Linked DNA regions of Mus musculus: region 1 is linked to region 2. A link is a loop called in an ENCODE intact Hi-C map of the cell type or tissue named here. Cell type or tissue: left cerebral cortex. All regions are shown on one strand. Links, peaks and the distances in the headings refer to the core of each region. The heading gives the core; the rest is flanking DNA.

Evidence for each region. Peaks named below come from ENCODE experiments on the same cell type or tissue, not always from the same donor. Only the 100,000 strongest peaks of a DNase experiment are listed, where the experiment ranks them.
Region 1: it touches region 2 in a loop (6-fold over the local background); 5 of 42 quality-filtered maps call a loop at or near these places.

What each region holds. Positions count from the first base shown.
Region 1 is chr4:99,921,611-99,938,526 of GRCm38, reverse strand. It overlaps Pgm1 (phosphoglucomutase 1), which reads right to left and starts at 9,076. Exons shown (of 11, transcript NM_028132.3): 1 at 8,716-9,076. The coding sequence starts at 8,961. BC062258 (a long non-coding RNA gene) reads right to left here and starts at 8,709. Exons shown (of 2, transcript XR_003955079.1): 1 at 8,513-8,709; 2 at 6,200-7,882. In left cerebral cortex, for the core only: no CTCF peak of the experiment used is centred there; DNase peaks (open chromatin) are centred at 7,135, 8,284, 8,778 and 9,026; H3K4me3 peaks cover 2,337 bases; H3K27ac peaks cover 1,887 bases.
Region 2 is chr4:99,825,975-99,840,461 of GRCm38, reverse strand. It overlaps Itgb3bp (integrin beta 3 binding protein (beta3-endonexin)), which reads left to right and starts at 11,304. Exons shown (of 9, transcript NM_026348.4): 1 at 11,304-11,379. The coding sequence starts at 11,375. It overlaps Efcab7 (EF-hand calcium binding domain 7), which reads right to left and starts at 11,017. Exons shown (of 14, transcript NM_145549.2): 1 at 10,908-11,017; 2 at 8,882-9,069; 3 at 7,083-7,092; 4 at 7,074-7,080. The coding sequence starts at 9,068. In left cerebral cortex, for the core only: a CTCF peak has its summit at 11,043; DNase peaks (open chromatin) are centred at 10,356, 11,035 and 11,253; H3K4me3 peaks cover 1,919 bases; H3K27ac peaks cover 1,446 bases.

The sequences.
Region 1 (16,916 bases), core at 4,214-12,213, 100 kb before region 2:
TAGGCTTAGTTCTGGCCCAGGACACTATTGGGACTTTAAGAGGTATTTAGTAGGTTGGTGTCCTTGAGTGGGACAGTGGAATCCAGTCACAGCCTCTGTACTAGGCCATAAACAGCATCTACTTCCTCTACCATACACCAGAGAACCCACTATGACATACTGTGCTACTACAGAGCCACTGCAATGGGGACAACAGTCCACCCATTGAAAATTCTCGTAAGCTAAATAAGCCTTTCCTCCTCTGACGCTGACTCCACTCAGGCGTCTGTTGCTATACTGGAAAGATGGTTCCTAGGCACATCTCTTTCCGCTGCCTATGACCCAAACATGGGTAAGAGCAAGCGGGGTGCATGGGAAAACATCTGCCATCAGGTGGGCAAGCATGAGCAGGATGGCAAAGCCATGAGACCACAGGAGGCCGGGCCTAACCTACTTGTTGGATCACCATATAGACTGCATAGTATATACAGTGTTCACTTTGGGGGCCACCTCGGAGTATCTATCTCCAGAGCAGCCAAACTGAGCTACAGTGGGAGGGTCAAGTGTTGCTGGAACAAAGAGATTTCAAACATAAGGCAGGCAGAAAGTCCCAAAGCCATCATGTTCCAATTTACCCATGTTAAACTACAGTCTATGGGCTTCCCATATGTGCAGCTCAGGATAATGACAAGTTTGCAATGTAGTCATAGCAAAGATGTACTTCCCTTGCCAGAATTTAGCTAACTACAACTGACACACACACACACACACACACACACACACACACACACACACACAGAGAGAGAGACAGACAGACAGACAGACAGAGACAGACAGACAGAGACAGACAAAGGAAGAGGGAGATGTCAACAACACGGGCAGTTCTGTCACCATGTTACTCACAGACCACAGGCCCTAGCTCAGCTCTGCTCCCTACACAGCTCTGAGTGTTAGCCTGGTCCTGCTGTCCTCTATAGATGAATACACTGGATTACGTGTTTTCTACATATCTGTGCAAAGGACTGAAGAGCGATTTGGCTATACTCAAGTGTCACCTTCCACTCTATTGTGGAACACACACTAGAGTACAGTATAACTTCCCATATGATCTGGATGTGGGCTACTGTCCCCACTGACCCCTGCGAGGCTAGCTGGTCCTCAGATTATAGGCATCTAGTTCCGCTTCCACTTTTTAATAGCAACCATCAAGAGAAAGAAACCTTCTCTTGTGGATTTTAATCCTTCTTTCACACTATGATTCCAAAATTAGTTTTCATTCAATCCAGGAGTGGTGAAAATGGCCTCACTCCAGGTGCCCTGGAGTTTAAAGTCACTTTTCCTGTTTAAAGTCACTTAGACCGGCTGTGCTTCTCAGCCACCCAGAGTGGGAACCTGGCATTTACAATGCTGTCCTGAGAATGCATCTCTGAAAGTAACGTGTGAGCCCATGGATATCAAGGGGCTTCCGCTGGTCCCCCATGACCCCACCACTGTAACCTGGAAAAAAAACACATTTTGTGCTGAGCCACTTTTCTTCAGAGCAGCCGAAAACAAATTTGAGCATTTTCCTGCAGGAAAACGGATCTCACATCCCATGTGACATTAGAGAGTGGAAAAGGAAGAAGTCAGCTAAATTTGAGAAGATAGTTCTCTATGTTGTAGATGGCCACACACACTCAATGTCATGTGTGTTGGAATTCACCAAAGTTGTTCTATCTAGGGTCCTCTTGTAAATGCATAGAATTCACCTGAACATCAGAGCTCTGGAAGTCCATCCACACTGCCAAATCCAGTGTCCTCAGCCACTGAATGAGGATGTTGTCACAACCCCTGGAGCCACTTTCTCTGACATATACTCACTTGTGTTTATAGCTTGCCTTTTGTTGTTGTTAGGAGACAACGTCCCACTTAAGAATCCATGCTGGCCTTGAACTCACAGACTTCTTGTCTTAGCCTCCAGACTGCTGAGATTATGGGCATGTGCGGCTGTGCCCCATGACATATACTTATTTATAGAAAAGACCAACTGTATGAAATATCAGAAGACCAAAGTGCAAGTTCCAACACTACCAAGAAGCAGGACAAGTGAACCACGTTTCACGACCACAGTTCGTGGTTTAAGAAGTGCACCTGGCACAGCCTTCTCCAGTTCTAGGCTGGAGAGTACAGTTGCCACTTTTCAAGGAAACTTCTCTTTGGTACAGATAGAGACCATTAGAGAAAAAAAACCACAACCAATCAAATCCCAATGCTGTGGAGCCCAGTCCCTGTGGATAAATATTCAACACAATTCCAGCACCCAAAGCTAAGAGATCATGGCAGAAGATGGAAAGGAGATGTTGTTAGAGCTGAGGATTAGGAAGTGTGATGTGAGACTGTGTTCCCTAGAAACTTCAGAAGCTACACCGAAAAGCCTCACCAACATGACTGCCTAAATGGAAGTGGAATGAGACTACAACAGACATGCTAAGGTGCATGAGGAAAGTTTGACCCTACGCAAAGCACTACAGGCAACTGAGGGATGCTGACAGTGGAGGGAATAGGAAAGATCACATCAAGTGGTTATTCAATACCAATGGTCAGCCCTGCGGATATATGTGCAAGTAATATTATACAGGCTTAGCAGGTTGTGTGTGTGTGTGTGTGTGTGTGTAACAGCAATGAATGAAGAAAGAGGCCATGCATTTGAGAGAGAAAGGAGGAGGGGCTTGGAGGGAGGAAAGGGAAGGGGAAAATGATGTCATTATATCATAATTTCACTGGGATATTGATTATGTTAATCTATTTTCTGTAATTACAGTGAAATGATTAAAGTGAATACAAGGAAAGAGACTGAGTTAGCACAGAGTTTTGCAGATGGACAGTCGGAGCAAGTTCTCATTCCCATTTTCCTGCGGCCCACAGGGCTGCCCTTCTGTGTTGGCTCCTTTTCCGTCACTTAACACAAGCCAAGGTCACCTGAGAGGAGACTAAATTAAGAAAAATGCTCCAGTAAGACTGGGCTGTAAACAAGCTTGTAGGACATTTTCTTAATTGTGACCGATGGGGGAGGCCCCAGCCCACTGTGGGTGGTACCATCCCTAGGCTGAGCAAACCTCGGGAAACAAGCTATACCCCAATGTGGCCTCTGCATCAGCTCCTACCTCCAGGTTCCTGCCTTGATTGAGTCCCTTCCTTGATTTCCTTCTATGATGAGCAATGCTGTGGAAGTGTTAGTCAGATAAATCGCTCCCTCCCCAAGTCACAGCCACAAAAACCCCAACTGCAACACCCTTTGTGGTCATTTCTATCCTGAGGACAGCAGCTGAGAAAAGCCTTCTCCATACTCTCCACCAAAGGTCCTTCACAGACCCTGAAAACTTACCACACTAGATGGTGATTTTAAAACATGGGCAAGGAGCTCCCCATATATGAGCTCAGCTCTGAATCAGGTGAAGTCAGGCTATGACTGGGCAAATGGCCAAGTGCTCCAAGGTGCTCCGGGGAGAGTCGATGGGGCAGTTCAATCTTCCCTGCCTCAATTTCTTACACCTGTGTGGCTGGACCTATCGGGTAGCGCACTTTCCCGTATGTTTGAGAGTTGGAATGCTTCACAGGGACGACTCTTTAGTACCTTACCCATCCCCCCGAAAAAATGCACTACAACAAAACTACCATATTTCTACACTGATCTCTTAAGGGCCCATTTATTATTTATCCTAAGAGTCACGTTTTCTAACAAAGCCCATAGTGTCTCCCTTCTTCCTCTACTAAGATGGTATATAAGCCAGAAATTGTAACTGTCTTGTCAGGACTTGGGTCCTCTTAAAGAGGAAGAGTGATCTTAACCACTGGGTCATCTCCCAGCCTCCTTTTTAGTCTTGAATGCTGTAGCAATAGACCACATTAAAGAAGAAAGGGCTATTCATTTATTTTTAGAGAAAACACTTGTGAAACTGAAGAAGAGAATTTCTCAAAAAACAAACAAACAAACAAAAAACCCAACTCAATAAAGTCTTATGTGACCAGGGGTTGGAAACACAGCTCAGTGGTGCAGTGCTTAACTAATTCTGGTGAGGATCAATGCCCAACACTGAAGGTTAAGAAACACAAACAAGCCAGGCGGTGGTGGCGCACGCCTTTAATCCCAGCACTTGGGAGGCAGAGGCAGGCGGATTTCTGAGTTCGAGGCCAGCCTGGTCTACAGAGTGAGTTCCAGGACAACCAGGGCTACACAGAGAAACCCTGTCTCAAAAAAACCAGAAAAAAAACAAAACAAAACAAAACAAACAAACCCACAAACAAAAAAAGCACATATGTAGCAAAGACTAAGTTACTCCTGCCTGCCCCTCCTGCTGCTCTCCTCTCCTGAGAGGTGGGTGCAGGTTCTCTGTTTGCAGGCCATGGCCTCAGCTCCCATGCTAAGGAGAGAGCTGACTCGGTAAAAGGCTGCAGTGCAAGCATCAGGACCAGAGCCCCATGTGCAGAAACTCCCCACAAAACTCCCAGTTGAGCTTGCAATCCCAGTGCTGGAGGAGCAGAAACAGGAAGAAGCCTGGGGCTCCCAGGCCAGCTATCCTTGATGGCTTATCAAGTGCCAGCCAAAGAGAGAACCTACGTCAAAAACAGAGTGGATGGTACCTGAAGAACACCTAAGGCTGTCCTCTGATCTCTGCATGCATGTATACACATGTATCCAGATAAAAACATGCACACGCGTGCGCACACACACACTGAGGGGGGTGGAAGGGAGGGGAGGAGGGAGACAGAGAGACAAAGAGAGACAGAGACAGAGAGAGTCCAGTCAGCTCAGTCTCACGTTTTTCAAATCAAGAATGTCCTCTCTTTAATAATTCTGCTTTTGTTTCTATTTTATTTTATTTTTATTTTAATAATTCTTTTTTTTTTTAATCTCTTCTGGTCAACCCCTCCCAGAAGCCAAGATATCCTAAGTAAAAAAAGACATTATCTCCTTCAGCCTGGTATTTCAAAATCAGAAAGTACGGCCTACTGAAGATTCATTCAAAAGTTGCTGATAACTAAGAATAATTAAGAAGCAGGAAGTTATTAAACCTTTTAAACGGGTAGTCTATAACAAAGTGACTCAAAGATGTCTCTCTGCTAAGCCAGGGCTGCCCTAAAGATACAGCACAGCTTAGCAGGGCTCGCTGGTTAGCCAGATGTGCTCTTGCTGGCTAGCCAGACGTGTGTGCAGAGTTCCAGGCCAGTGAGAGGGCCTTGTGCTAAGGAAAAGTATAGATGGTGCACGAGGAACAACACTCTGGTCTCTAAACCCAGATATGTGCATATACACATAGGCACACCTGCACCCACATAAACATAGGCCAAAACTGACGTATTCATCCCAAGTGGAAGACAACAAAGTTGTCAAGTTCTGGCTGATATGATTGGTGATCATAGAAGCCTTCATGTTTGGGTCAGTACATTTTCAGGCCCATTCTGGAATCCAGCCTGCTCAGACAGCTCTTTCCTGAGTGTACAGATTGTGGACAAGAAGTCCATTTCCATGGTTTGGCTTTGTATCTGTGCTGGCAACATTGTCTATATTGGTGATTGACCATTCAGGGCAACCAGACAAGGAGTCATCAAACGTACTACCTTTGGTCCACATTACTGTAGGTACAGTCTGAATTTTCTGCTCACCAGGTCCACACCCCTGGGTTTAACCAATCAAGGGCTGTTAATATTCAGAAAGAACAAAAATAATGGAATAAAATATTATACAGAGGCCAGTGAGATAGCTTAGCCAGTCAGAGCATTTGCTGCTAAGCCTGAGTCCACAAGACCCACATGGTGGGAAAGAACCACATCCCACACTTGTCCCCACCCCCACAAGCTTGCTGTGACACATGCACCCACATACATGCACATACACAAATAAACATTAAAAAGTAATATGAAGCCGGGCATGGTGGCGCACGCCTTTAATCCCAGCACTTTGGAAGGCAGAGGCAGGGGAAATTCTGAGTTCAAGGCCAGCCTGGTCTACAAAGTGAGTTCCAGGACAGCCTGGGCTACACAGAGAAACCCTGTTTAGAAAAAAAAAAAAAAAGTAATATGAGACAAATGTGACACCTACATTGTATTCTCACACAGCACAGCGTCTATGCCATATTTAGTTTTCTAATATAAAGATGATTTAAGGTAACTGTGTGGATTATAAGCAATTAAGCACCCCATCTTACAGGACCCTCACTATACAATAACAAATTCGAGAGACTAGCAGTAGTGAAGCAGTTTTTAATAAACCATTTTGCAGACAGAGGCACCAGCATTGAGAAAAGGCAAAAATGGCTGATTTGGCACAGGTCAGGGTTTTCTGAAGTTCTTGATCATGTCCTGTTCTCTCTTCTCCCATAGACCAATGCTCCAGAGAGGCCCAGTCTTCAGTTCTTCTAGCATGCCTGCCTTCCCAAAGCCCCTGTTCTCCTGGCTCACAATGCAAAGCCCTACCTGGTGGTGAGTACTCTGGGACCTGAGATACCCCCTTTTCTAATTATGGCACAGTCAAAGTGCAGCCTGCCCGCAACTTCTCAGCTTTCAGAGTGTTCAGACAAGCAGATGCCAGCTAGCAGCTAGCAGCTAGCAGAGAAAGGCCCAGGTCTCCTGCTTATCCGCCACTCTCTGATGAGCTCTAACTGCACCTCACGCTGAAAACAGACCATGACAATTTATTTCTTACAGACGTAATCTTTTACAGAATTTGCTAACTGCAGAGGTCCTGGACTGATACCCTTGAATGTACCAAGGAAAGACCTTCATGTAAAATGCAATCCTGTCTTAAGCTTAGTCTCCAATGGGCACATATGACTTACAAACATAAATTCACTGGAATTGTGTTAATCTACTCTAGTGGTATCTATGAGAAAGGAGCAGTTGCTTTATGGAGATTTGATCTTAAGGGAATCACCCCTGGGGAGGAGCGATGCTTAAGAGAATCTGAGCAGCAAGCTGGGGACAAAGACCTAGGGTATAAGTATGGCGAGCCATGGGATGGTGGGAACGATCAGTGGCGTGATCAAGACAAGGAATGAGACTGTTAAGCGCAAAGTCAGCCAAATGCAGGGCATAGGTAAAGGCCCACAACAGTGCTACAGGGAATGAGCAAGCAGAGTCACCCTCCCTGAGGGGGCGTTTCAGCAGAGAGGCGGAAGCAGCAGGGCTTAGACGACGATAAGGTGGCGAGTGGCAGTGTAGGAATCCTGGAACTATTAGAGTTTGGCCAAAGAGGGAAGAGCAACAGGCCAGTGGCTAATGCGTGATGATGTTTAGTAACTTTCTGTTGTTGTCTTCACGCTTTCCTTCTCACTCCACAGTACTCCCAAAGTGGCAGAAATCCATTTGAACCCTAAAACTCACACTATGCTAAAAGCTCCTACCGACAAGGCTCACTCCTGCCTGGGAGCCTTCCTTTTCCCCACCCATTCTCTGTCCTGGGCATAGGCCAGGGGACTGCTGAATGAGGCCCCTGTGAGCAAGGGTGGAGCTGAAGGGATCCTCCCCACAGAGCTGACCGGCCTCTCTCCCACATGGAAAGCTGTGGTGGTCTGAACACTCCTGGGCATACAGATACAAATCCCAACTTCTTTCTCTGTTTGTCAATGTCTGACCCATCCAGGAAAGTCTACATACAGAGCTCAGTTTAGATCTTGAAAACTGGAAAAAGAAGGTCTTGCAATTTATGAGTCCCTCGATTTTCAGAAGCCACTCAAGTGGTACCGGAAGGTCCGTGCTGGATTCAATGTTCCCGTTATAGTTTTGGTAAATTCTTTAACCTGCCCAGGCTTTTTAGTACTCTCCTCGGTGACTTTAAAGTACCCATAATAGCGTCTTCCTTATAGGGCTTCAAGAGGGTTCTTGAGACACACCAGTGAAATGTTTGTCACGGTGCTTGGCAAGGCAGCTTGAAATAAGTTGAAATACAAGTTATTGTTGAAGGGAATGGGCCCCAGAGGAGCTGAGAGAAAGTCCAATGTTATTGTAAATATACAAAGAAAACGTGTTCCTTAAAACTTCTTTTAAAGTATCTTGTAGAAACAAATAACCAATTCCAAATCCACATTTACAAATCATCAGATTTATAGGAGAAAAAAAAGTTTCACCTCTCTAGTGGACCTGCTCAATTAAGACAGTTAACCTTCTTAACCAGGGGGCGGAACTGGGGGCGTTGCATTAATTTCCTGGCCTGTCAGGACAGCTTGCATAAGAGAGCCCTTGGGTATATTGTTATTGCTTTAATGAAAATTCAGGTCCAGCCCCCTTGGTGGAACAGGTCCAGCAGAGACTGGACTTTTCAAAAGCCTGAACCCAGGCAGCAGGCCCGGCAGGGGAGGAAGCGCCTTTCCCAAGCCAACCAGAGGGCAGGGAGAGAGGCTTGGCACCTGCGGGCCCAGATCGCTGGCTTAACGCCCCAGGGGGATGAGTGCTCCGGTCACCCCGGCCCTCCCAACACCTGGCCTCGAGTCAGCGGGAGGTGCCCCAATCCCAGACCAGAATAGCACAGCGCCACGCAGGGTCTGCACGGCGGGCTCACCTTTCCCCGGCATAGCCATTGCGAAACGTGGGGTGTGGGGGGATGGGGTGGACGGGAAGCCGAATAGGGGTGTGGGGGCGGGGGTACTGCCAAGGTCAAGGGAGCGTGCGCGGGGCGGGGACGGGATGGTGGCGCGCACGGAAGCGCCGGCCCAGAGAAGCCCGCACGTAGCACACGCTCAGCCCGGCCCGCGCGTCCCTTACCCCGTTGGCTGCAGCGATGCGTACGATGAGCTGGATGGCCTCGGTCATGTAGAAGCGGCCGTCCCCGCCCACAACCAGCGTGGCCTCCTGCCTCAGCGCCGGCTCCACGGTAGAGACGATGCTCTGGATGAAATTCTCCGCATAGTTGGCGTTGCTCTGGAAAACCTTCACTCGCTTCCGCAATCCGCTGGTGCCCGGCTTCTGATCCGGATATGCCTGCGTCTTCACTGTCACGATCTTCACCATGGTGGCGGTTGGCTGCGAGGCGACAGTGGCTGCGGCTCTGGCTGCTGCAGAGGGCTCAGGGTCCGCTCTGCTCTTGCCCTGGAAACGATGGCCCAGGGCCTGCCCACGGCCCGCCCACTTCGCCAAAGTCCGGCTGCCTGGGAAGAGGGACGGGTCACGGGGTCGAGAGGGGCGGAGTCTCCCCGACTGACACATCTCTACCTGAGCCAATGGTCTATATAAAGAAACTAGCTCTTTAACTGGAGAGCAGAGCTTCATCTATCGATCATAGTGCAAGGACGAAGAGTTCAGCACGTTACTGTGATTGGACTAGAGTGTCACGTATACATTCCAGAAGCTGGTCTAAAAGACAGAAAAGCCATCCTCCGACTTTTTTTTTTTCTGCAAGGACAGGCTCAACCCCAAAGTTATATTCAGCTTTCTACTTTTTATGTGTTTGCTGTGGGCCACATGCTACTTCATTAGTGATTGTGGATATCCGAAGAACTGATTTGTTTAGTGTATAGTTTCTAGATCTTCCAAAAGTACGGGTTTTATTTTTCCGTGCTTCTGCTCACAACACTGAGAAATTCCGATAATAAAATCCTTCCTCGCCGGGCGGTGGTGGCACATGCCTTTAATCCCATCACTTGGGAGGCAGAGGCAGGCAGATTTCTGAGTTCGAGGCCAGCCTGGTCTATAGAGTGAGTTCCAGGAAAGCCAGGGCTACACAGAGAAACCCTGTCTCGAAAAACAAAACAAAATCCTTCATCACTTGAGGAAGTTCAGCTCAGTTTGGGTCTGAACAAGCCAGGCAGGCTCTTACCAGGGTTGGCCTGTCTGTCATCCATCACGTTTGACAACTAGGAAATGGAAACTTTGAAGGCAGCCTAGATAAACATAGATACAGCTATAAGGCGTCAAAGGATTACTGTGACAGCGGACCCAGTGATTGTGAAAACAGCAAGAGCTAAGGCAGTCAAAAAGGATTTGATTATTCGGTAGGAATATTTTCTTCTGCCTTTCTTAGTTTTTTTTTGTTTTTGTTTTTGTTTTTTTGTTAAGAGTCTCTGCTTGACAAATGTGTCATTTTAGTATACCAAGAAAACAAATACCTTTAAGAAAGTTAAGTCTGTGAGTGTCCATCTTAAACAAATGTAAAACCTTTCAAAAAGGATTTCTGCAAGAAAGAGGTTGTGGTGATGATGACTGTGCCTGTATTCCTACACACACACACACCCAGAGAGAGAGAGAGAGAGAGAAAGAAAGAGAGAGAGAGAGAGGGAAAGAGAGAGAGAGAGAAACATTCCATAGAGGCATAGACCTATACAGACTTGAAATGACCCCAGCTTAGTACAGTCCACGTGAAATCAGTATTAGTTGATGCAGTCATCAGACTGTACTTAAAACCTATCAAGCCTAAAATTATCAGCTCCTCTCTCCAGTTGCAGTACTAGAACATACTGATAACCCATGAACTGAGCTTGTACTCATACTTTCACAGTGGCTAATTGGTGTCTCTTGATCAAGCAGGGAGGTTGGCTGACATATGTAAGTTCTGCCTCAGAACAAATGCTAATAGGTATATGGATATGAAGTTTATGTGTATACAGCATAGCTGGTTATAATCACTGTCATTGAGCTTCTGTGGTAGCTATGTGGAAACTGACAGCTGCTCATAATTTCTAATATTTTCCTAAGAATTTACAGCTTATAGTCATATTTTTGTAAAGTAAGTTGTGTTTTCAAACTCATTAGGTGAGAAAATTAGTTAAAGGTAGAATAGTGAGTGTGACTGAGATTACCTAACTCAAAAATGAAAATATAGCATAGAATCCTCCAAGTCTTACAAACATCCACTTTAGATTTATATAGTTTACATTAGTGCTTTCACCTAGGTACTAATAAAAAGTACTCAACAAATGGTATCACACAAAGTGCTGGGCTCAGACTCGGAACCCATGCATGCCCTTCCCGAGGTCTTAACTGTCTATGGAAGTATGATGAAGCTGTTCACTTAAGACTGGATCTGTACTTCTCTCACCTCAGAACATGCAGCAGTTAGCTTCAGCCACATAGCAAATCCATCTAAAACTTATTAGCTTAATACATCCTCCATGCATTATCCCTCGGGCTGTTGTTTATGCAAGTGTTACAGCCCTAAGGGGAAAGACTGCCCCAATTCAAGTGTTACAGCTCTGAAGGGAAGGTATCCTGGCAGTCAGGAGCCAAGGAATACCAGAGTCACACTGCACAACAAACCTCACACAAGAGATACACGGGGAAAGACACGAAAGGGTGACTGACTGCCTGTGCTCAGGCAAGAAGCAGCAGAGAACTGAGCAGAGGCAGGCTTCTTGTATGGGGTTTTTTGGGGGCAGGGTTTACCAGGTTGGAGATTTCCAGGGCGGAGGGGGATTGCTGAGATTTCAAGTCCTGAGCTTGGAGTGAGCCCAGGGATTGGTGGGTTTTGAAAACCCAGAAGTGAGCTTGGAGTTTTTTACCCTACAGGTTAACTGAGCCATTATGCGGATCTGAGCAAGACTCAGCCAATCTTGGCTAGATCCAGCGTCTCCTTTACAGCCCCTATGATCCTAGCAATCATTTATGTAATCCCTTCGAATTACTTTTCCAGTGCTATGTACCAAAATAACACACACACACACACACACACACACACACACACACACACACACACACACACACACACGGTGATTGAAAGTGCCCATTTATTACCTCAAAACTCTTTAAGTCAGAACTCTGCCACATTTGGCTGTGTTCCACATTCTCAGCATATGTAAAACGATTGAAATCATGGTCTTGACTGGGCTGGGCAAAGTGTTAAAGGTAAATCAACATAGATGCCACAGTCTAAATACCCAAAGTCCAATCGCCTGTAGCCATGTAGCCGTGTATTGCAAACTGCACTCATCCTGATTGCCCTCAACCACTACTATCTCCAGTCATAACCAGCACAGAAAGTCCTTGTCATCATGAGTCAACAAAACCTACCAGCTACAGGCAGCTTACAGAGCTGTGCTTGCCATGGAAGGATGCTGATGTGCGACAGCACTGTGGAGGGAGCCTGGGCTTTATAAGGCGAGCAGGCTTTTGCTTCTTTCTTAGAGAAAGAACTGCTTGGTGAACTACTCTGGCAACAATAAACTACAATTTAGAACTGTTTTGAGCTGAGTGCTTTGGACACATCTCTTGAGATTGCTAAGAACACTGTTTTCCTGGCATCTGTGGAGCTGAGACCCCTACTTCTTTGGAAGCTGTAATCCACTCCACTTGGCTACACTGTCCTCAGGATCAAATCTGACTTATTCTAAAACTGACTTGTGTGTAAGGTGCGCACACTCCAGCACTGCAGCCTGAGAACACCCTGCAGAAGATTGTTCTCTCCTTCCAGCATGAGTTCTAGGGGTAGAACTCGGGTTATCAGGCTTGGCCCCAGGGCAAAACATACATACATACATACATACATACATACATACATACATACATACATACATACATACCAGTCTGTGTGACCTGTATCACGAAATCTCAATAGCTACAGTTGCCCGTACTAGACCATGCCAGTAAATGCTCAGGCAAAGATGGGCAAAGAGCTGTTGGAGAGAGGCAACACACATGTCTACTCACCCTAGATGGGGAGCCCGTGACAGACCATAGTACAGATCCTGTGTTACAGCTCTGAGGGGAACGGGTTCCCCAGTGGAAGTGTTTCAGCTCTGAAGGGAAAGGTACCCTGGTAGTCTGGGGCCAAGGAGTACCCCAAAGTCACACTGCACAACACCCCACACAGAGATTTATTGGGAAAGACACAAGAGGGTGGCTGCCTCTGCTCGGAAGAGAAATAGCAAAGAACTGAGCAGGAAGCTGGCTTTATAGAGGGTTTCTTGGGGGCCAGAATTTTCCAGAGTGTGTATTTCCAGGGTGGGGATAGGTGGGACTTCAAGTGCTGAGCTTGGGATGAGTCCAGGGATTGATAGATTTTGAGCTTGGAAACTGGGCTTTTCAGTTCAGGGATTTGTGGGTTTCAAGTCAGGGATTGGTGGGTTTTCAAAACCTGGAAGTGAGGTCAGACTTTTTAACCCTACAGATACCACCAAAGTCCAGATTGGTAAACCAATGAGTTGAATTGGTGTTAGCTACAGGTATATGGGTGAGAGGTTACTTATAGGAGCAGAAATGACAACAGCTGCATTACCAAAGCCCACCCCAGCCACAGGCTTAGAGAGCTTCCTTTCCAGCAGACTCTGATCTAAACCTTTTCCAGCCGGTTTGGCTGGTTTCTGCTTCTTCCAGGCAGCTGGTCTGGTCTCTGTCTTCTTTGTAGCTTTTGCTCTTCTGAGAGTCTTCATTCTGGACTCTGCTGCTTACACCAGCAGGGAGAGGCCTGGTGAATCTGGTCAGTTATGAGGATTTACTGAAGCTATTGTGAGTAGCTTACCTTCCAGCTTAAGGAACTTCCCAGTAAGGTGGAGTGTTTCAATCTGGGAGGAAATTGTTAAACAAGGGCCTCAAGGTCTCACCCCTAGTTGAGGTCTCACCCCTATATGCAGCTGGCAGAAGGAGAGTCAGTGCCACACCTAAGAGGTCAGCCTAACACCCTTGTACAAGTTCGACACTAATTGGACTCAGGATGGATAGATACAGATAGATGGTAAATAAGATACATATCAATAATAGTTATAGAAGACTTGAATTTGAGAGAAGGGGACGCCTGAGAAGATTCGGAGTGGGGAGATGAAGTGACATGATGAAAGTGTACTGTAATAAATAAATAATAAATAAATAGCCTGTGTAACTAGATTAGATTTACCCAGATAATCTGTTTTGCTCTGTAATGTAACAAGCTCATGGAAGTGATATTCTCACTCACAAGAAGAGAACAGTGAGTTGGAATCTGAAGAGAGCAGCGGTGGGGAGGCGGGGGCTGGGGGTGAAGGGAACTATTCTTGGCATGTAGATCAAGAAGCAAATGAGCTGGTTATGTGCCTGCATAGACATTTGACATCAAAACCTACATGTTCTTCCTCTGTGCTTTGGCATCCAAGCCCAAGGAAGCACAGACTCGGAACAGACTCAGAACACAGACTTGGAACACAAGCACAGAACATAGCACAAAACAAAACAGGAATCAAGGCAGACTCTGAAATGAGCAGGATGGCACAGGCCTATAACCAAGTGCTCCAGTGAGACAGAGGTGCAGGTACAGTGTAGATAAGAAGCTGAGTTGAGGACAACGTCCTAGGGAAAGTGACATAGAAACCAAGGTTAGACAGATGAGTAGTTTGCAAAGTGAAAGGGGAAAATAACATTTTATTTCAGAGCAGGAACTTCAGAGGGAAAAGTCTGAAGAAAGGTGTATGTGAGCTACAGGAAGAACTTACAAGGCAGCCACTGTAACCAGCATAGAACTGGAATGGTGGGCCTGGCCACACTGGCCTCCTACAGAGTGTCAAGTACTCTAGTCTTTACATAATAGCAATGAAAAACAAGGGTTTTTATTGTGGCAAAATGTATACAAAAGTTATCACCTTCAGGACTGGAGACATGGCCCAGTTGGTTAAGGGGGTCCAGGTTCAAGTTCTAGCACCCATATGCCATTTCGCAACCATCTGTAACTCCAGTCCCAGAGGATCTGATGAAGACATCTTGGCCTCCATGGGCACTAGGCACACATACAGGCTAAACACTCATAAACATAAAATACATCCTATTTTTAATAATTTAAAGTATACTTCAGTGGCAGTAAGCAACTTCATGTTATATGTGTAGTCATTACCACCATCCATGTTGAGAATTTGGGTAGTTGCTGAAACTTGAACTTAGGGATTCTCGTGTGCTGAGGACAAACTCTAGCACTAAGCTACACCTGAATGTCTTTAGAACTTCCTCATCATCACCAACTGAACCTATGCAGTCTCTAATTCCCCATTCCTCCCTGCCCTCCCAGACTGTTCTTGGCAACCACGATTCTCCCTTCTATGAATTTAACCATTCAACTCTCACAGAATTGGAATCATACATTATCTCTCTTCTTGTCCCTGGTTTATTTCAGTTAGCATAATGCCGTCAAAGTTGATCTTTGTTGTAACATGGCAACATACTTTGAAGCAGACAAATACTGTGATCACACTGGGATGTAGAGTAGAGCTCACTGTAGCTACTGTGATGAATAAAAGGAAAAAATTAGGTTAAGTGAAACCAGCTAGGCAGGCAGAAAACTGGTGGGGTCTGTAACTGAAGACAATAGAGATGGCCGAGGCGAGTAGAACTCAAGACATTTTTAGAACAAGTCAACAACAACACGTGGTGGTTTGTAGTGGGTAAACAAAATGAATGGCACCTTCCAGCAACGTGGGGTTAGGAATATTAAAAAGAATTGTAGGTTGCATATTGTATGACTTGAATTAGCTTTTGGACATGCAAAGTTTGCACTGTCAGTCATGTACCCAAGGAGAAATGTACCATAAGGTGTTAGACATACAGGTCTGAACTTAGGCAGGAGACTTTGCCAAGTGCTTTAAGTTTATAGTGTATCATCATACGGTATATAAATTACATTTGAGGACGTGGGAATGGATGAGATCTCTGACACAAGAGAAGGCTTTGTAAAGTGTGGAGGAGGAAGGTTCAACACCAACCCCAAGGAAGCCCAAAGAAACTACAGTACTTCAAAGTCTCCAAAAGTTAGCTTTTCTACTTTTGAAAGAAAATGTATTTATTTATTAATTATTGTGCTGTACATGGTGTGTATGTGTGTGTATGGATGCACGTGCACAGAGCATTTATGGAGGTCAGAGGACAACATGGATGAAGGTCTACAGGTACTTTCACCTCTTTTGACTGAGTCAGGGTCTCTCCTTGGCCTAGAACATTACCAAGTAAGTTAGGCTACCCGGCCAGTGTGCTTCCAGGGATCCAACCTCTCATCTGACTCAGCATTGTTGGGTACCTCATCATGCTACCTCATCAGGTGTCTACATGGGCTCTGGGACCAGCACTAAGGTCTTTGGCTGTCTCCCAAGCCCCCAAAGACAATTTCATCAGAATCACTGAACCAGCATCAAGAAGAGCTGAACCCACAGAAGCCAGAAGAGGGCATCAGAGCCTTAGAAGTACAGGTCATTGTGGGCTGTCTGAGTGCTGGAAACAGAACCAGAGTCCTCTGCAAGGGGCCTGTGTGCTCTTCACTGGTAAGCCACTCTCCAATTCTGAGATCTGTATCGCGAGAAAACTCCTAATATGTGGCTTAGGAGCATGTCTATAGCGGAATTCCCAGATTTAGTTAGCTTCAATCAGTGAAAGCATAACAACTTCTGAACTTCTCTACCTAGACATATAAATGTATGCACATGGAAGGCAGGTTAAATGTTGGATAGACAAAAATATGCTTGGTCCAAACTCATTTCCTTATACAGTATTCATTAAAGAAAGTTTTTCTTTAATTCTTCACAAATAATTTGCACTCCTATTTTTATGAATTAAGGAAATTTATTTGCTATAATTATCAGCCTTTGTAACTGAAACAAGTAGCCACTAGTATGTATATGAAATTTATAATAAAAAGATATATGAAGAATTATAGTGAAGTGCAGTTATCTTATGGAATTAGCCCTTCAACATTTACTTAATACATGGTTCATATACTGAGACAAATTATCAAGGTAAGAAACACTGAAAAAGTAATTCATTGGCATATCAACCAAGTCTTCGAAGGCCAAAGCATAACTCCACATTGTGGAATTATCAATATCCAATAATACCACATGACGGCAGGACAACCATGCTTAAACGTATCGGAATGATCTCCCATTTAAGATGAGAACGATGATTCCTTAATCCTTTTCCTTCTGGACAGTTCTACTAGGCCTGTCCTTTAATTAAAACTCTCTCTCTCTCTCTCTCTCTCACACACACACACACAAACACAAAGTAACAGGAGTTAGTTATCATTTCCT
Region 2 (14,487 bases), core at 6,488-14,487:
AATCTGCTGGAGAAGGAAATTGTTTTGGTCAAGACTTAGAAAAACCATCTTACAACTCTCAGAAATAGAACCTCAGCAAACACACTTGCTGCTATCTCCAGTAACAAAGGAAATTTGTTCCATGTCGTCCTTGTTCATGCTGTGTCGTTCCCCCACCCCAGGTCATCACCTCACGTCCTCCTGCTTAGTACCTCTACTATAGCCCAGGCTGGCCTCAAACTTAAGATAATCCTCCTGCTTCAGCTTCCTGAGGGCTGCTGGCATGATGAGCTGCACCTCATGCCTAACTACTATAGTTACCACCAAAGAGTCTTCCAGGCATTGATTTCTGAAATGCTGAGGATTAGACTCTGGGCCTGGGCAAATGTTCCTACACTAAGCTTGATCGCTAGCTTTAAAAACTATTAATTTGGGCTGGTGAGATGGCTCAGTGGGTAAGAACACCCGACTGTTCTTCCGAAGGTTCAAATCCCAGCAACCACATGGTGGCTCACAACCATCCGTAACAAGATCTGACTCCCTCTTCTGGTGTGTCTGAAGACAGCTACAGTGTATTTACATATAATAAATAAATAAATTTAAAAAAAAAAAACTATTAATTTAAAAATAATTGTCTCAAAATAAAGCCAAAATACGTACTTAGAAGTAGCTATCTCTACATCTGAGAAGTTGTTACTAACTATAGATGTTTAAAGACTGACATCTATATATTGATCTTTGGTTTACAGTTTACTTAAGCTTTTCCATGTATCTGTATTGCATTGTGCTACTGTGTCTGACTCTGAATGGAAATGTCAGACCATATATGTTAAGGGCGAAGGGCAGAAGTCTACAGGAAAAAGAGCAGTAAGGGAGACACGCCCTAACACACATTACTCCTTTGTGAACACTATCTTAGCCCAACAGTTCAACAAAGAACATGCCACCTTGAACCAAAACCACATGTAGCCCTGGAGATGCTATAACTCTGTTTTCTACCCAGATGATTCCACAGGACCAGCACTATGTTATTAACACATGTTAATTGATTAGCAATTCAAGTACTATACCAAAGCAAGCTGTACTAAAAGTCTTCAACTTAACAAATTTATTGTCTATTTTCAAAAGAAAAAGAGCTCAGGTATTTTAGCAACAGCAGCAAATTGAAGTTTTAATTAACTGGATTTCTGCCTATACTATTTAATATATGCCAACTAAATACAAATATTTAAAATTCAAGATGAAAGTTTGCTAATTTTAATATTATATAAGTCAAAGTAAAATTATGCGTATTTTGAAAATGGCTTACATCATGCACATTTGTTTTAAAACTATTTAATAAATCTCTTATTTAGATAGCAATATATGTTAATCTTGTCAATTTTTAATCATTCCTCCAAATTAATTTTCTCAGAAAGATCATATGCATAAAAACTTAAGACATTTCTGCAGAAACACGGCAGAATTTTAGTTTAAGGAAATTATTTCTAAAGAAGGCAAAGAATTCCATTTCTCTGCTCATGTTAGCCTTGGTAAAACTGCCAAGAGTCACCTGCATGGCCTTCTAGCATCATTCACCACTTGCTCCCAGTAAGCACTGCCAGCATCCAGACCTCTAAGTCGTCTGACAGCCTAGCCTTGTAAGGCTCAAACTCAGTGACCTGGTGGACCTTTGCAACCAAAAAAATTTTAAATATGATAATAGGTAGAATAAGAAATGAAACTTCCCAACTCTTAATTCTCATCTGAAACTTCATTCATCTCTAGTTATTTATTTTTTTTTACAGTCATTAGATTCAAGTTTAGCATATCCGTTAGCTTTTCTTTAATGTAGGTCAAAATTCAGACTAGTGGGTGCTGAAGAAGTGGCTCAATGGTTGAGTACTGGCTGCCTTTTCAGAGGACTTGGGTTCAATTCCCAGTACCTACAAGGCAGCTCACAACTGTCTGTTACTCCAAGGGATATGCATGTTCATGCAGGGAAAATACTGATACATAAAACAAAAGAAATAAATCAGTTTAAAAATAGTCTTTTAAAAAATCAGACTAGTAAGACAAATGACAGAAATGTTTTTATTTTATTATTATAAATAAAAACCACCACACCAACAGGTATGCCTACCTGGTCCCGCCCACCCCACCCCACCCCCCACCCCACCCCCGCTCCCCACTTCCATTTTCCAGCCCACAGCTTTGCAGGCATTCTCTGAGGCCTGCTGGCCCCACTGACAATGAGGTAAGACCCCCCTCAACCCCTAAACCCCTACCTGCCAGGTCCCTCTGGGGCACGCCCAGCAGCAGTGAGCTGTACCCTGTTCCTTATGTTCCATTTTTTAGCCCACAACTCTGCCTGCATTCCTAGAAACCTGCCAGCACCAGCAACAACCAGATGGCTAAAGGCCAACATAAGAACAAAATGAACAAGAACCAGGGCAATATGGCACCAACAGAGCCCAGCTGTCATATTACAGCAAGCCCTGGATATAGTAACACAACTGAAGCACAAGAAAATGATCTTAAATCTAATTTTATGACAACAATAGAGGCCTTTAAAGAGAAAAACTAATAAATCCCTTAAAGAAATATAGGAAAACAGGTTGTAAAAATGCATTTTATTTTTTATGGGTTCTTTTGGGGTTTTTGTTTGTTTGTTTGGTTGGTTGGTTGGTTTTTTCGAGACAGGGTTTCTCTGTATAGCCCTGGCTGTCCTGGAACTCACTTTGTGACCAGGCTGGCCTCGGACTCAGAAATCCACCTGCCTCTGCCTCCTGAGTGCTGGGATTAAAGGCGTGCACCACCACGCCCGGCTTATTTTTTATGTTTTTAATGAATAAAATTGTTCAAGACCTGAAAATGGAAATAGAATCAATGATGAAAACACAAACTGAGGGAATCCTAGAGATGGATAACCTAGGTAAGAAAACAGTAACAACAGACCCAAGCATCAACAACAGACTATAACAGATGGAAGAGAGAATCTTAGGCGTAGAAGAAATCGATAGATTGGCCAAAGAAAATGTTATATCTAAACAGTTTCTGACATAAAATATCCAGGATTTGGGACACTTTTGAGAAGACCAAACCAAAGAATAGTTGGAATATAATAAGAGATTTCCAGTTTGAAGGCCTAGAAAATATTTTTGACAAAATCATAGAAGAAAATTTCCCTAACCTAAAGAAAGAGATGCCTATAATCATACAAGAAGCTTACAGAATACCAAATAGTTTGGACCAAGAAAGGAAATCCTCTGCCACATAATAATCAAAACACTAAATGTATAGAACAAAGAATATTAAAAGCTACAAGGGGAAAAGGCCAAGTAAAATATAAAGTTAGATCTATCACAACTACACCATACTTCTCAACTTCTTTAAAAGCCAAAAGGGTCTGGCAGTGTCTTACAATCTCTAAGAGACCTTAAATGACAGTCCAGACTATTATACCCAACAAAACTTTCAATCACCCTAGATGAAGAAAACAAGATATTCCATGACAAAACTAAATTCAAACAATATCTATCCACAAATCCTGCCCTACAGAAGTTATTAGAAGGAAACCTCCAACTGAAGGAGGTTAACTACATCAAAGAAAACAGGGAATAATTTCATACCAGCAAATCCAAAAGAAGGGAAGCACACACACTACCAACAACAACATCAAAATAACAAGAATTAGCAGTCATTGGTCTTTAATATCTCTCAATATCAATAGACTCAATTCCCCAATAAAGACACAGTCTATCAGAATGGATGCGAAAACAGGATCTATCATTATGCTGCATAATCACACACACACACACACACACACACACATACACACACACATACACACACACATATATATTAATAGTAGGAGACTTCAACACTGTGCTTTCACCAATGGACAGGTCATCCAGATAGAAACTAAATAATGTGAAATAATGGAACTAACAGATATTACGACTTAAATGGACCTAACAGATATCAATAGAACATTTTACCCAAACACCAAAACATATACCTTCTCCAAATTGACCATATACTGGGTCACAAAAGATGTCCCACCATGCCACAGGGTCCCATGTTCCACTATGTTCATAGCAGCCTTATTTGTGATAGCCAGAAGCTGGAAACAAGCTAGATGTCCCATGGGAGAAGAATGGATACAGAAAATGTGGCTCATTTACACAATGGAATACTACTCAGCTATGAAGAATGAGGACATCCTGACTTTTGCAGACAAATGAATGGATCTAGAAAATATCATCCTGAGTGAGGTAACTCAGACAAAAGGACATGCATGGTGTTTACTCACTAATAAGTGGATATTAGCCAAAAAGTACAGAATACCCAGAATACAATGAACAGAATTCAAGAAGGTTAATAAGCTCAAGGGCCCAAGTGAGGATTCCTCTCTCCGACTTGGGAGGGAGAAGAAAGCAATCACAGGAGTGGGGAGGGAGGGAGGGACCTGGTTGGGAAAGGGGAGAGGGAGGGGAAGAGGGAACATGATCAGGTATTGGGTAGGGGAAACAGGACTGAAGCCCTGAGGGTCAGCAGAAAGAATAGAAACAATCAACCTTGGGAGGTAGGAGGTGGGAGGACCCTCTAGAATGTACCAGAGACCTGGAAGGTGAGAGACTCTCAGGACTCAAAGGGAGGCCCTACAGTAGGAAGAGGAAATTTGTAGAGCCCACCTCCAGTAGAAAGACAGGGCATCAAGTGGAGGGATGGGGTTGCCATTCCAGTCAAAAACTCTGACCCAGAGTTCCTGTCTGAAAGAACTGCAGGGACAAAAATGGAGAAGAGCCTGAGGAAAGGGAGGTCCAGCGACAGGCCCAAAGTGGGATCCAGTTCAAGAGGAGGCTCCAAGGCCTCACACTATTACTGAGGCTGTGGAGTGCTCACAAAACGGGGCCTATCATGACTGCCCTCTGAAAGACCCAATAAGCAGCTGAAAATGTCAGATGCAGATATTTATATCCAACCAATGGACAGAAGCTGCTGACCCCCGTGGTTGAATTAGGAAAAAACTGGAAGAAGCTGAGAAGGGTGACCCTATAAGAAGACTAGCAGACTCAACTAACCTGGAACCCCAAGATCTCTCAGATACTGAGCCACCAACCAGGCAGCACACACCAGCTGATATGAGGCTCTCAACACATATACCGCAAAGGACTGCTGGGTATGGATTCAATCAGAGAAGATGCACCTAAGACTGAAGGCCCCAGGGAGTGGGGAGATCTGGTGGGGTGGGAGTGAGGGGTATGGGGACATCCTTGTAGAGACAGGGGGCAGGAGTCAGAGGGTGGACTGGGAGGGAGATAAAGTCTGGACTAAAAAAAAAAAGATTAAATTAAAAAAATGTTTTTAAAAAGAGAGAAAAAAACAAAAAAAACAAAAAAAAGAGAGAGAAAAAGTCTTGGAAAGATATGGGAATACAAGGCATATATCTAAACACAATAAAAGCAATATACAGCAAGCCAATAGCCAACATCAAAATAACAGGAGAGAAACTTGAAGCAATTATACTAAAGTTGGGAACAAAACATAACTGTCTACTCTCTCCATATCTATTCAATATAGTACTTGAAGTTTTAGCTAGAGCAATAAGACAACAAAAAGAAATCAAGGGGAATACAAGTTGGACACAAAGAAGTCAAAGTATCGATATTCATGGATGATATGATAGTACACATAAGTGACTCCAAAAATTCTACCAGTGAACTCCTACAATAGATAAACACCTTCAGCAAAATGACTGGATACAAAATTAACTAAAAAAAAAAAAAATCAGTAGCCTTCCATTATACAAATGATAAACAGGCTGAGACTGAAATTAAGGCAGCAACATCCCTCACAACAGCCACAAATAATATAAAATATCTTGGTGTAACTCTAACTAAGCAAGTGAAAGACCTGTATGACAAGAGTTTCACATCTTTGAAGAAAGAAATTGAAGAAGATAACAGAAGATGGAAAGATCTCCCATGCTCATGGATCAGATTAACATAGTAAAATAGCCATCCTACCAAAAGCAATCTACAGATTCAACAGAATTCCCATCAAAATTCCAACACAATTCTTATTTATTTATTTATTTATTTATTTATTATTTATATCAGTACACTGTGGCTGTCTTCAGACACTCAAGAAGAGGGCATCAAATTTCATTGCAGATGGTTGTGAGCTACCATGTGTTTGCTGGGAATTGAACTCAAGACCTTTGTAAGAGCAGTCAGTGCTCTTAACTACTGAGTCATCCCTCCAGCTCCCAACACAATTTTTTACAGACTTTGAAAGAACAATGCTCAACTTTATATAGAAAAACAAAACAAAACAAAAAAATCCAGGATAGCTAAAACAATCCTGTCCAATAAAGAACTTCTGGAGGTATAGCCATCCTTGATTTCAAGCTCTACCCCAGAGAAATAGTAAAAAAATACTGCATGGTATTGGTACAGAAACAGACAAGTTAATCAATGGGATTGAACTGAAGAACCAGAAGCAAATCCACACACCTAAGGACTCTTGATTTTTGACAAAGAAGCCAAAACTATACAGTGGAAAAAAGAAAACATCTTCAACAAATTGTGCTAGTCTAACTGAATGTCTGCATGTAAAAGTGCAAATAGATCTATATCTATCATCCTGCACAAAACTCAGGTCTCAGTGGATCAAAGACCTCAACATAAAACTGGATACACTAATCCTGATAGAAGAGACTGGGAGAAAAGCTTTGAAGGCACTAGCACAGAAAATTTCCTGAATAAAACACCAATAGCTCAGACACTAAGCTCCACAATTAATAAATGGAACCTCGGGAAACTGAAAAGCTTCTGTAAGGCTAAAAACCCTGTCAAAAGGACAAAAAAGCAGCCTACAGATGGGAAAAGGTTTTCACCAACTTCATATCTGACAAAGGGCTGATCTCAAAAATGCATAAAGGACTCAAGAAACTAGGCATCAATGAACCAAATAACACAATTTAAAAATGGGGTACTGCTATAAAGAGAATTTTCAAAAAAGCAATCTTTAATGCCCACGGAATCCTTAAAAGAAATGTTGAACATCCTTAGTCATCAAGGAAATGCAAATCAAAACAACTCTGAGATTCCAGCACGTGCTGAAGAGGGTGTGGAGCAAGGGAAACCCTCCTCCATTGCTGGTGGGAGTGAAGACTTGTACAACCACTTTGGAAATCAATTTGGCAGTTTCTCAGAAAACTGAAAAGATCTACCTCAAGACCCAGCTATACCATTCCTGGGCATGTACCCAAAAGAAGCTCCATCATACCACCTGCACAACTATGTTTTTAGCAGCTTTTTTCATAGAAGCCAGAAACTGGAAACAACCTAGATGTCCCTCAACTGAAGAATGGATAAAGAGAATGTGGTACATTTACACAATGGAGTATTATTCAGCCATTAAAAACAATGACATCATGAAATCTGCAAGCTAATGGAACTAGAAAAGATCATCCCGAGGGAGGTAACCAGACCCAGGAAGGCAAACATGGTAGGTACTCATGTTTAAGTGGATATTAGTTATAAAATACAGGATAACCATGCTACAAACCACAGACCCAAAGAAGCTAAGTAACAAGGAGAGCCTAAGGGTGCAAGCTTGAATCTCATTGAGAAGGGGAAACAGATTAGACATTGGTGGTGGTGAAAGGAGAAGACTGGATGGAGGAGGAGATGGGGATGGAAACAGAAGGGATGAGGTGGGGGGAAGACAGGAGAGAGTATTAGGGCAGACAACTGCACTGGGGGAGGCATCTCTGGGATGAGCTAAAAACCTAGGACAATGGAAACGCCTAGGAATCTGTGAGGACAACCCTAGCTAAGACTCCTAGCAATGGGGGATATATGGAGCTGGAATCATGATCATCTCCTGTACCCAGGCAAGAATTCCAGTGAAGGATAAGACACCAACCCAGCCACAAAACCTTAAACCCACGATTTGTCCTGCCTACAGGGAAGAGTCAACCAAGTGACTGGCCAGCTTGAGACTCGTGCCACGAGAGGGAGCCCACCCCTGACACTACTGATGCTAGTCTGCTATACTTGCAGGCAGGAGCCTAGCATTAACATCGTCAGAGGGGCTTCACCCAGTAACGGTTGGAAGCTGATACAGAGACCTACAGCCCAACACTGAATGGAGCTTGGAGAATCCTGTGAAGAGGGATGAAGGATTGAGGGAGACAGAGGGGTCAAAGACACCACAAGAAAACCTAGAGTCAGCTGACCTGGGCCGATGAGGGATCATGGAGACTGAAGCACTAACCAGAGAGCATGAACAGGCTGGACCCAGGCCCTCTACACATATGTAGCAGATGTGCAGCTAGGTCTTCATGTGGGACTCCTCAAGTTGAAGTGGGAGCTGTATGTGACTACACTGTCTGCCTTTGGATCCCTTTCCCCTAACTGGGCTGCTTTGTCTGGCCTCAGTGAAAGAGGATGCACCCAGTCTTGCTCTGGCTTGATATGCCAGGGCTGGTTGATGTCCATGGGAGGCCTCCCCTTTTCTAGGGGGAAAGGGAGGAGGGGGTGGGTGGAGAGGGCAGGGCAGGTGAGAGGCAAAAAGTGGGGAGGAGAGGAGGAAAGAGAAAAAATTTTTAAAGTAATAAAATAAGGGAAATAATTCAATTGAAAAAACAGCAACAATACCAACTCATAAGCAGTAACTGATGAAAGATTTGAATACACAATCCTCTCTCTGTGTACATGTGTGTGTGTAAATAGATAAATAGATGAGAGATACGTATAAAATTTGGAAGATAAACAGCTATTGTTTCTTAAAGTTCTTTTGCTTGTTTCACTGTGAAATTAGAATGATTTGATGATGTAATTTTAATTCAAACTTTTCATTCTATTAACTTTAATAAATAAGAGAAAATGTTCAACTTCAAAAAATTTACCTAGGTAAAGTTGATCTTTAGAAATAATGTTTTCCAAGCTGCTTTTGAAGATAGTTAAGTAGGCGGCTCTACAGTTCATATAAAACACCTCCTGTTCAGTTAGTGGGAATTTCTTTGTTCGAGGACTCCCAGAAAGCAGTGGGTTCTGAGTACCCAAAGCTGCATCACTTCCAGGGTTGCTGGCCATTCTGCTAGAAAAGAATGAATTTTTTTTTACTTTAGTCGTCGATGTAAATCACCTAAAATGCAAATGTGCCACCATGGGGTGGCGTACTAGGGTATTAAAGTTTGCATATATAGAATAAAAAAGATAAATATTATAACATCTCTATGAACTTAAATGTTAAGTAGAATAAGTCCTTAATAACTGATTTCTAATTATAGATGGATAGATATACACACTGTATATAATTTCTCAAATATACAATGATATCCTAAAGAACAATGATGTAGCATAATCCAAAAGAATCAGAACAAAGAAAATGCATACATGCATCATCTCAAAATAAGACTTCAGGGGAGACTTCACAGGGTTGTTAAGATTACAACAGTTCACAAATGTGAAACATACAGAATACTTCAGGACACACAAATGCTAAAGAAAACATACATGGAGTGAAATTCCCCAACAGTGAGGTTTTTTTTTTAATGCAAATCAACTGCAGTTGGATCCCCCCATAGCAGGATTAACTATCATTTCATTCACATTTCTATAATACAGCTCATGTCAAATCACTGGATATTTGAAGTTCCACCGATTACATTGAGCTTTATAAAGTTCCTTTACTAGTAATAATATTTAGTGTCTATACAGCATGTCTGCTCATAAGACATTAATATACAATCAAACGTCTTATTTAATCCTTTCTACACTGACCAGGCACTTTTTGTCCATTTTACAGATGATGAAATTGAGGGACAGAGATGTCACCCAGTCAGTGGTAATTTGTGAAATCTCAGTCATTTCTTCTTTTAATGTGAATGAAGGTTTATTGAACAAAGGCTACTATGCAGGGCAAAATTGTTCTGGTGGTCTAATGGCTTCCAACATTGCTTTATCCTGCGTTGACTTCTAAAAATACATTCCAATCTAATAAATTGAATAGTTCAAGTTGAACAATAAGATGACACAGGTAGGGTCCCCTTCAGGACTCATTGGATTCATACTCAGGAGGCCTAAATCACTGGCACCTTCTTGAATTATGTAGGTCTTTTACACTTGGGAAAGAAAGATAATAATCGCTTATCATGGATGAAGTACCCTATTTATAATACACAGACCGCCTGCCTGACACTTTCATATTACACCAGATTTAGAAGGACCCCATAGGGATGTGGTGTCACAGTCTGGTTACTGCAAATTGGTATCACCATAATTAAACATCGGTTTTAAACACATATGCGTGCGCGCCATCTCACAAACGGGAAAGAAAACTATTCCAATAAGGAAGAGCAAGCACTCGGCTTACAGCAAGCAATTTAAAAACATTTTTAAGGATCTTCAAGTGCTCCTTCCAAATGGGGTTATTCTCACATGAAAATCCCTGGACAGAAATGTTCCAGAATTCTATTCTTTCCCTTCCTGTGAAGACAGTCCAAACTGAAGCTTAAATAAATATATAATTGCACCCCTAGGGCTCGGAAACCACCTTTTATTTAAAATTCTAGCCCAAGTCTGAGACAGGGGCCTGGAGAGTATATTGTAGCAAACGGCTCCATAAATAACTAGGCACACAATAAGCAGGAAAAATAAACTGTTAAAAGCGCCTAAGGCGTCTAAAGGGCCAAATGAAAACAGAGAGCCATCCAGTCACCGTCGCTGCACCGTGAAACAGTCACAACTAATCCCAGACAAGCTCTCTCCGTTTTTTGTACTCCTCTGGCCACGATGCTGCATCCCCTTGTGTGTTTCGGGGCATGCACCGGCTCTTAGGAGGACACAGAAGTAAACGTAGCAGATGGGAGAGGCGGCCGCACAATGAAGAGCAGAGCGAGCGACAGAGCAAGAGAGAGGCTTGGTGGCTACCTAATTTCAGCTCACAAACCAAGAAGAGCAGCCAATTTTCGTTAGTAGATCCGCGAACCTCTCGGCGCAACCGGACAGACCTCCGCCTTTTTTAGATTACCATAGCAACTGCGCCTCGCCGCCACCGGAAATAAGAGGCAGAGCACCTTCCAAACGCTCCGACCAGAGATTTGTGGACCATTGACCGAGAGAGAACAGCCATGGCATTGTAGCTTATCTGTTGCGAGGCTGGCATGTCCACAATAGTGAGGAGGGTCGTGCGCTGCATGCGGCTGGGGCTAAATGGATTCTGGCCTTAGACTCCCTGCACCATTTCCTTGAACACGTTCAGGCTCTTTCTCGCGCGGAGACTGTTTCCGGCGAGCTGCATACGGGGTGACACCTCATCCAGCGCTTACTACGCGGGCTTTTTATGCTTCCGCGTTTGCGGTTTCTCAGTTGGTTCTGTCCAGCAACGGAGTCCCGAAATGCCGTAGGTATCCCTTCCCCAGACGTTGCTGTTTTGTGGGCCCTCTATGAGCAAAAAGAGTATACAGGAAGAGTATGCCGTCCCATGGTCACCTTGTCTTTTTTATTTCTATAAACTTTTCTCTGTTGACAGCGTCGGGATGCTTGGTATTCCCAACCTACCTCTACCCTTCCAACACTTCTTTGACTCTTAAAACTTCACATCATTGTGTAAGCTGCGGGCTAAATCTGAGTAATGTCTAACTTGAAATGACTAAGAATGAAAGAGTATATTAAGTAAACATTTCTCTGTAATTTGTAGAATTTTTAAATGCTTGTTAAGCATTTGTGTAGTGAGTTCTCTGAAACTCGGGAGAGATTTCATGGACTGAATGGATTTCAGGCACTGAAAGATTCTTAAGATTATCACTTAGCAACTCAGTAATAAGTGATTTACTTTTCTTACTTATAAAAATAAGCTTGAAAAAAGTAAAAAGTGGGTTTGTATTGGGTCATCTTTAAGTTACAGCCCAACCCCAATAATGTGATTACCGAAAATGACCATAGTAGAGATGGGTATTGTGCTAGACTGCTACCCTTCGGCTACCCTACATAGGCTATATAAAGCACAGTTAGCGGTTGTATAAACAGGTTTTTTTTTTTTTTTGTTTTGTTTTGTTTTTAAAAAAAACAGGGTCTTTTTAAAGAATTTGAGGGAGGAGGAAGACCTAACTCTTGTAATACTTCTTTGGCTACCCCCGTACCAGGCTGATTTAGGTACTTCCTGCTAGGGTAACATTTTCCTGTTTGAGTAAAATGCAAACTAAGATATTATCGGGGATACTTGTGTAAGATATGAGCTGACATAAAAGAAGGAGGACCTTCGGAAATAACAATATTTATTAACTCACCATTCTAAAAAGGTTTATCTTTTAATGCATTAGAAAAATGTCTATTATAACATTGCTGGCAAAGATGAGGGAACAAAACTTAAGCAGGAAAAGAATGAAAATGAATTTGGTGTGTAAACTATGTTCCTGATCTGTTTACAGAAGTGAGGAACCAAAATCTATTGGAAGTGGATATTTTTCTGGCAACTGGCAACTTTAATATATGAGTAGATGTTGTTATATTAGAAGAGTTTCATTAAGTACATTGACATCCCATATTTTTAGCAGTTGTGTTGGTTGGTCCATTTTTCTAAAGAATCAGGGGCTTGTATAACCCAGGCTGATCTTAAACTCACTTTGTAGCTGAAGAAAACAACAAACTTCTAATTTTCCGTCCACCTCCCCCAGTGCTGGGATTGCATACCGCCCACTGTTTATTCAGTGCTGGGGGTCCAACCTAAAGCTTTGTGTATAGTAACTGAGCACTGTACCTGATGAACTACATCCTAGACCCAGCTTTGCTGCTAATGTGTTTTAGCAAAGAGATTAAAGCCATCATAATAATTTCATGTATGAAGCATAGTCACGCTGTAGCGCAGTGGTTCTCAACCTGTGGGTTATGACCCCTTTGGTGGTCGAACAGCCTTACACAGGGGCCACCTAAGACCACTGGAAAATATAGATATTTACATTATGATTTATAACAGTAGCAGAATTAAAGTTATGAAGTAGCAACAAAATAATTTTATTAAAGGGTTGCAGCATTAGAAGGGTTGAGAACCACTGCTTTGGTAGCAGAGTTCCGTCTTCGTTAGTGAGATGCTTTGTTTTTAAATGTGATAAACTATGAAGTCAAAGTGGTACTAATAGAAACCTTGGGAAGTTCTTATAAAAGATAGCTAAAAAAAAAAAAAAACCATTTTTTTTATAATGTGGATGAGTGTTTTGCCTGCATGTATGTATATGAATCACTTACAACCTGGTACCCAGGGAGGCCAGGAGAGATCATCATGTGCCCCAGAACTGGAGTCAGAGATGATAATGAGCCACCATACCGTTGCTGGGAACTGAACCCCAGTCTTCTGTAAGGGTAGCAAGTGCTCTTAACTTCTGAGCCATCTCTCCAGTCCCAGAAACTGGACTGATTTTCAGTGATGTTGAAATGATGACGTTTTGGTATGCAATTGTGGAAAGGTGTAATCTGTACTCACTCATAATTTTCTTTATATTTGACTGGAAAATAACATTCTATTCTTTTTTTTTTTTTAAGAAAAGCAATTGGGGAAATAAGTGTAGCCTGAATGAATCTAAAATAAGTGGAAAGGAATAAATTAATGAAGATACAATGGTTAGGATTTTAAAAACAGTGACTGAAGAACAGATTCGTAGGAAGACTGCATACAGCCTTTAAGGTTTAAAGGCAAGCAAAATAAGCAGTTGTTTGGGCTTATGTATGCGTGTGCTAAGATCATAGCAAAAGCAAAAGATTATGTCCAATAGCAGGGGCATGGCATAGGATTCAGCTTAATGCTTGCTACATGGGGGAGGTAGGCTAGAGAAGGAACAGTCAGGTGTGCCCAGCCATGTTGGTGCTGCTGCTTCTTAGTGTGATGAAATCTTTGATTGCTTGCTTTTATAATTTGAATATCATTTTTTTAGTAGTAGGAATCACCACCAAATTAAATTGTTTTACGTTTTGTTTTGTTTGTTTTTGTTTAGATTTAGAGATTATCCATTTTATGTTCTCAGTAAGTATAGTTTCTCTAAGAGCCTTTGGCCCTTTTTCAAAAAGAGAAGCTGGTGAGTCAACTAATTGCTGCTCCTAATTTCTTTCGTCTCCCCAAGCAAATGTGCTCTTGTTTTCTATGTGTGTTCTCAAGCCAGAGGCAACATGATTAATCTAGGTTGCAACCTTGACTCTTAGACTTGAGGTGGAAAAATAACTTGGACTAAAACACCAGGGCTTTCAATCCTCATGAATAGAATAGTTGATCGAAAATATTAAGTGACTGATAAAGTTGCTGTTTAAAAAAAAATTATCCGAAGACGGATGTGGTGGTGGTACCTGTAAACACAGTGCTTTGGAGCGAGAGGCAGGAGGATGGGATCAGGAGTGTAAGGCTAAAATCAGGCTCAGACTTAAAAGGGGGCTTAGGGAGAACAGCTGCTTTAGACTATATGGAGAAATTTTACACCACATCTTTGCTTACATATTACTAACGGCAAGTGAAACCGCTTTTACT